Linked DNA regions of Homo sapiens: region 2 is linked to region 1. A link is an interaction called in ENCODE POLR2A ChIA-PET data of the cell type or tissue named here. Cell type or tissue: Caco-2. All regions are shown on one strand. Links, peaks and the distances in the headings refer to the core of each region. The heading gives the core; the rest is flanking DNA.

The links. ChIA-PET counts read pairs that join two places held together with the same protein. Peaks named below come from ENCODE experiments on the same cell type or tissue, not always from the same donor. Only the 100,000 strongest peaks of a DNase experiment are listed, where the experiment ranks them.
Region 2: POLR2A ChIA-PET joins it to region 1 with 9 read pairs; 2 of 35 experiments call an interaction of 5 or more read pairs at or near these places.

The regions. Positions count from the first base shown.
Region 1 is chr6:14,498,870-14,501,789 of GRCh38, reverse strand. All of the region lies in intron 2 of LOC101928331 (a long non-coding RNA gene), which reads right to left. Among named protein-coding and RNA genes, the nearest start is that of LINC01108, 210 kb to the right of the region's middle. In Caco-2, for the core only: no CTCF peak of the experiment used is centred there; a DNase peak (open chromatin) is centred at 1,769.
Region 2 is chr6:14,331,902-14,334,821 of GRCh38, reverse strand. No RefSeq gene overlaps it. Among named protein-coding and RNA genes, the nearest start is that of LINC01108, 48 kb to the right of the region's middle. In Caco-2, for the core only: no CTCF peak of the experiment used is centred there; no DNase peak of the experiment used is centred there.

The DNA of each region.
Region 1 (2,920 bases), core at 269-2,768:
TTCAATTTAAGTCAATTAGACAGAAAATGAGCTCGCAGAACCTACAGCTGAACACACCTGGGGTTCCTATTTATCTATTTATTTATTTGCCTTCCCCCCCCCCCCTTCTCCCCCCCAGCACCTTGTTCTTGAAACTTGTCTGGTTCAGCATTTCACTGGCTTGGTTAAGTATCTTGTAAGGAAATCATTTATAATAAAGCTGGTATGCTTGGGTTTATCATTTCTAAGTGCGGGTCAGGATTTAGTTCGCTATGTTAAACTCTCCATGCTGCATGTGATTTGTCAAGCTTTGTCAGGAACAAAAAGTTCCGGGATGTGCAAAGCAGGACTGCTTGGTTTCCATGGAGATACTTCTAGTTAGGCTATGGAAATCCTGAAAAGGCCAGAGGATGAGTGACAATACAAGGATTTAGCGGCTGATCTGAAGAGCCAGACTGAATTAATGAGATTTTTCACAGAGCGTTATTAGCAAGGCTAGCACCGTATGGCTCTTAGGCCCTCGTGTTCTCAGCTGCAGTCTTGGAAAACAGAAATGGAAAGATTTAATTGCTGTTTTTTAAACCCTTTAAGATTATTTTAACCTATAACATTTTAAGGTTGTAATAAAAAATGGGGCTCTTTTTTTCATCACTCAGTTACTGTTATTACTGTGTTTTTGGTGGCAGTTGCCCTCCATGTGCATGGAGATGGGAAATTCAATAGTACTTATTATATTGAGCAGTTAATTCCCACATACTGTGAACACATTACTCTTCAAAGTAGGTTATCTGGCATTCCATTTAGAGCTGAGGGAGAGATACCATGTTGCTGGCTTTATGTCTCCTAGGGCTATATTAATTATTTATTATAGACTGCTGATGTCAACCGTTAACTCAGGCGGGTCAGAGTTTGTACATATATCTAACCAATGTCTGGCTTTTTGGAGTTTGGATGTGGATTTCTGGAAACTAGCAATCTGTGTGTTTTGTGAGTTTAATTCCATGTGCTACCACTGCTGCCGTTAACACCAAAAGGAAAGGAGCTAAGGAGTCTTCTCGGCTATCTTCAGGTAGCAGTTGCCTCCAAAGTTTGGGAGACACACTGTCAGAGGCCTCCTTCTTCTCCCCCGCTCCCAGCCAGCCCACTTTTTTTTTGGTTTGGGCATGAGTCTCGCTTTGTCACTCAAGCAGAGCATGGAGGCACGATCTTGGCTCACTGTAACTTCCGCCTCCCGTGCTCAAGTGATTCTCCTGCCTCAGCCTCCCGAGTAGCTGGGACTACAGGTGCGCATCACCATGCCCGGCGAATTTTTGTAATGTTTTTTTTTTTTTGTAGAGAAGGGGTTTCACCATGTTGACCAGGCTGGTCTCGAACTCCTGGCCTCAAGAGATCCGCCCGCCTAGGCCTCCCAAAGTGCTGGCATTACAGGCGTGAGCCACTGCACCCAGCCTCTTCTCCCTTTCTTTGCAAGGATTAATACCAGAACTCCTAATTCCAGTTCTTTTTTTATTCCCCACAACCGTAGTGAACCCAGCTCTGAGCTTAGAAATTATGGGTGCGATTAGCTGGGTTGCCTTTTCATTTCCCACACGTTCCCTGCGCAAGCTCTCCATAAAATGTCACTATCTGCCACCTCCTGAAACGAGACGTGTGGTGTAGGGGAAGCAGCTCGCCAGGCGCTGCTCTTGCTTGCTGGTTTGCAGAAGGGCACATGCCCATATGTTTCTGGGAGATGTAAAACTATCGTGTTGCTGCTGAGCAATCCACAACAAAAGCACATGCTGCCTGCATTCCCCGGATTCCTGTACAGTAGACTAATCCATTTAATCTCACTGTTAGCTTCCCCGGGCGGGAATTTCACAGTCTCTTTTGATTTAGTGGTTTGTAAAATCTCTGATTAAGTGCCTCTGCCCTCCTGTTATTGTCTCTCTATTCCCTAAATGATTTTGTGGGGAAGAAACCAGTGGAGTTGAAACAAGGGTCAACACACCCTCATCCTTACCTACTTGGTTTTTCTTTATCATTCTTAATTTTTTTAGTTTTATGCACTTTTTTCCCCCTTGACTCTGCTGACATGTGACAGCATTTTGCTTCTTAAATTATAAAATATGCCCTCTACTTTGCCAATTCTTGCTGGGTCCTCCCAGCTGTGTTGATCCCAAGTTTATCTCTTGGCATCTAAGGATCCACTACTCTGTTTGTCTTTAGAAGGGTGGTGATGCGAGCAAAGGTGATGGAAACGACAGACCTGACCTTGAGACCTAGTTCTGTCATTTGCTAGCTGTGTGATTGTGGGCAAGTTGCTTCACCTCTCTGGTCCTAATTTCCTCATTAAAAGTGAACATTAAATGCTATAGCATATAGAAAGTTCCTAAGTGGGCCAGGTGTGGTGGCTTACGCCTGTAATTCCAGCGCTTTGTAAGGCCAAGGTGGGAGGATCACATGAGCCCAGGAGTTTGAGACCAGACTGTGCAACATAGGGAGACCTCATCTCTCCAAAAAATAAAAATAAATTAGCCAGGCATGGTGGTGTGTGCCTGTAGTCCTAGCTCCTCTGGAGGCTGAGGCAGGAGGATCGCTTGAGTCTGCTAGGTCAAGGCTGCAGTGAGCTATGATCATACCACTGCACTCTAGCCTGGGCAACAGAGCAAGATCCTGTCTCTAAAAAATAAATAAAATTAAATTTAAAAAAAGTGCCTACATGCCTGCATATAGTAGATACTCAACAAATTATGATAATAATAGCTATCATTCCTACAAGTGTATGTGTTGTGCACAGCAGTGATTTGACTTGGGGCATTTTACTAAGTCCTTTGATGTGTGTTTTCCTGATGTCTCTGCTTAGATTAAGCTTCTTGAAGTTAAGAGCCCAAGTTTTCTATTTATTTTGTAACTGTTCCCTGCATTTACTTTGTGCTATTTTCCTGCCTGATTCTCTGCC
Region 2 (2,920 bases), core at 269-2,768, 170 kb after region 1:
GATCTTTTCTTTGGATAGCAATATGTGGTATGACACTATCTCAAAATACTGGGCAGTGGTAGTGAGCACATTGCCCAGTCAGCCCTGTGAACACGAGGTGACACACCTGATACTCTACAGTGTACTGTGCTGCCAGATGATTTTGCCCAACTGTAGGCTAATGTAAGTGTTTGAGCATGCTTAAGGGAGGCTAGGCTAAGCAGTGATGATCAGTAGGTTGGGTATATTAAATGCATTTTCAACTTATGAAGCAATGGGTTTATTGGGATGTAACCCATCATAAGTCAAGGAGCATCTGTATTCTTTTGGAAAGATCCAAGCTTGTGGCCCATACTGATCAATTTGGTGCATCAGCATATTGTTCTATTGCAAAGTTTTGACTTTCAAGTATGCATATGAAAAAAAATGATACTACATATAAAATGTCTGCTAGTCATGTTGGTAATTAAACAGAAAGCAAGCCAACAAATAAAAACCAGCCAATAAATAATGAATGGAGCATGAAAACCAGAAAGCCCAAAGTGACAAAACTGTCAACAGTATTGGACTCTATACTGTAAATGATAATTTTACAATTAAAATAGAATTTTTTTCTTCTGGGACTCAAAGAAAAGTAATGATGGGATAGGATGATGTGTGTTTCCAGGAATGTCTGACATCATAGGCATTTTTGTTGTTTTTCCAACAAAATCTTACCAGAGTAAGTGGGTTACAAAGAGGCAATCTTATCAAAGTTGGGGGACAAGATGTTAAGCCTTGCCTCCATTACACATGCACACACATGTGCATATGAGCCACAGCACATACTCACATGTGATTATAACTGTGCAGTGGCTCTTGAGGAGGCTTCGCAGGGCACAGTCAGAAAATCTCTGCCTTAAGTATTTACCCTGACCGAACCTGAAGCAATAATAGTCGGGTTTGGCTCAGTGCCTAAACTCTAAGTTTGTAATTAGTCCCAGAACAAAAAAAGAAATTCATGAAAAATGAGTTTTGGGAGGGAGGGTGGGAGAAATCTGGTTTGAAATGTCTGTATTTGCTTATGGGGACATGTGCAATTCACTGGGAATCTTGAGTCTTGGATTTAGCTTTGGTTACTAACTGATCTGATGACCTTGAACAAGTTACTTAAGTTCTCATATTTTTCATATTTGTCCCTATTTCCTCGTACTTGTAACCACAGAATTGCAACAAATGATCTCTGTTGACGATCCTTTATGGAGAAGCTGTGTGCTATCCTATGTAGGAAAATATATTCCAAAGACAAACACGAAGGCGCCTAAAAATTCTTTCCCATGAACATTCCATTTACTGGGCAATAAATAAATAGAAGAAAACAAGGTCATTCTGCAAAATACAGCCTGTCATTTTCAATAACTCTTGTCACCTTTCACCAAGCAGTCCCTGCTGGCAGTGGAACCAATTCTTAGATTTAGAAAAAATGTACAGCATGGTGCTTCAACTTCACCAACTGTCTTAAGCTGCCATCCATCCATGGTGAAAAGGAATCCAGCAGTGGGGACCAATCCCAGTGTGATGCTCCAAGGTCTGGCCAACCACTGTATGTGCAGGACCTTGATCCTCTCACTTTCCTGGATTTCCAAGTGGATCAACCATACAGCATGAAAGGCATTATTAGACAAGAGAAGCATGTCATTGGGATGGACCAAAGCCATGTGAAGATGACTTAGAGCTCCATGTACATGCTCAAGCATTCATACACAATTATGTGAGACAACTTGGAAGTACAGAACCCCTTGAAAGGTCCACAAAATATACTCATCACTTTCTTCCCACAGTTATCTTGTCCAGCTCCTGTTGGAGCTCTTTACTTACAGTTTTCCTATTTGTTTAGTTGATGCCTTTCCGCCCATGTCTTCGATTTCCTCTAGTAGAAGCAAGAAGTTTGCTAATCGCACTGTTGTCATTACAGATAATATTGACTATATATTCTGAATGTTGTGGTCAGCCTAATGAAAATGAAGCCCATATAAAAGGCACACAGTCAACAGGCATATTGAAATATGCTTCAAGATGACTCCAGATATGTTTACATATCATTCAACTCATGCTCAACTAAACTATTCCCCCTTTTTTTTTTGGAGACAGGGTCTTACTCTGTTGCCCAGGCTGGAGTGCACTGGCATGATCACGGCTCACTGCAGCCTCAACCTCCCAAACTTAAGTGATCTTCCTACCTCAGCCTCCCAAGTAGCTGGAACTACAGGTTTGTGCCACCACACCTGGCTAATTTTTATATTTTTTGTAGAGACAGGGTTTTCCCATGTTGCCAAGGCTGGTCTCAAACTTCTGAGCCCAAGCAAAGTGCTGGGATCACAGGAATGAGCCACTGTGCCCAGCCTAAACGATCCCCTTTGGGGAAGATCTTTTGAGACATCCTATTATAACAATTCTGGTACTATTAATTTCTGAAATTATTGGATAACCAGTTCTCCTTAATTAGCTTGGCTAACTGAAATTTTCTTATATAAGATTAAGAATGTTCACCTCAACATTGGGTTTTATAGGTTGTATAAGTTCAAGTGAATAAGCAGGGCAGTTTGTGTAATTTAAGTTCATGTTCTATGTGAAGAAAGAAGGAAAATAGGATTTCTTTAAAACAATACTAAAACCTAATTTGATCAATACTAAATTCTAAATCTGTACTCTGTATAGTAAAGCTATACAGGCTATATATAGAGAGAGAGAGGGAGAGAGAGAGAGGAAGAGAGGGAGAGAGAGAGAGGAAGAGAGGGGGCACACGTGACAGAGAGGGCACGAGAGAAAGTGCACAATTAAAAAAAAAAAACTAAAACCAGTCATTTATTCATTCAACATTTATCAAGCAACTACTATGTACCAGGCATTGTTCTAGGTGCAGAGTAGACAGAAAAGAGTAAAACAATCTAATCTTGTGAAT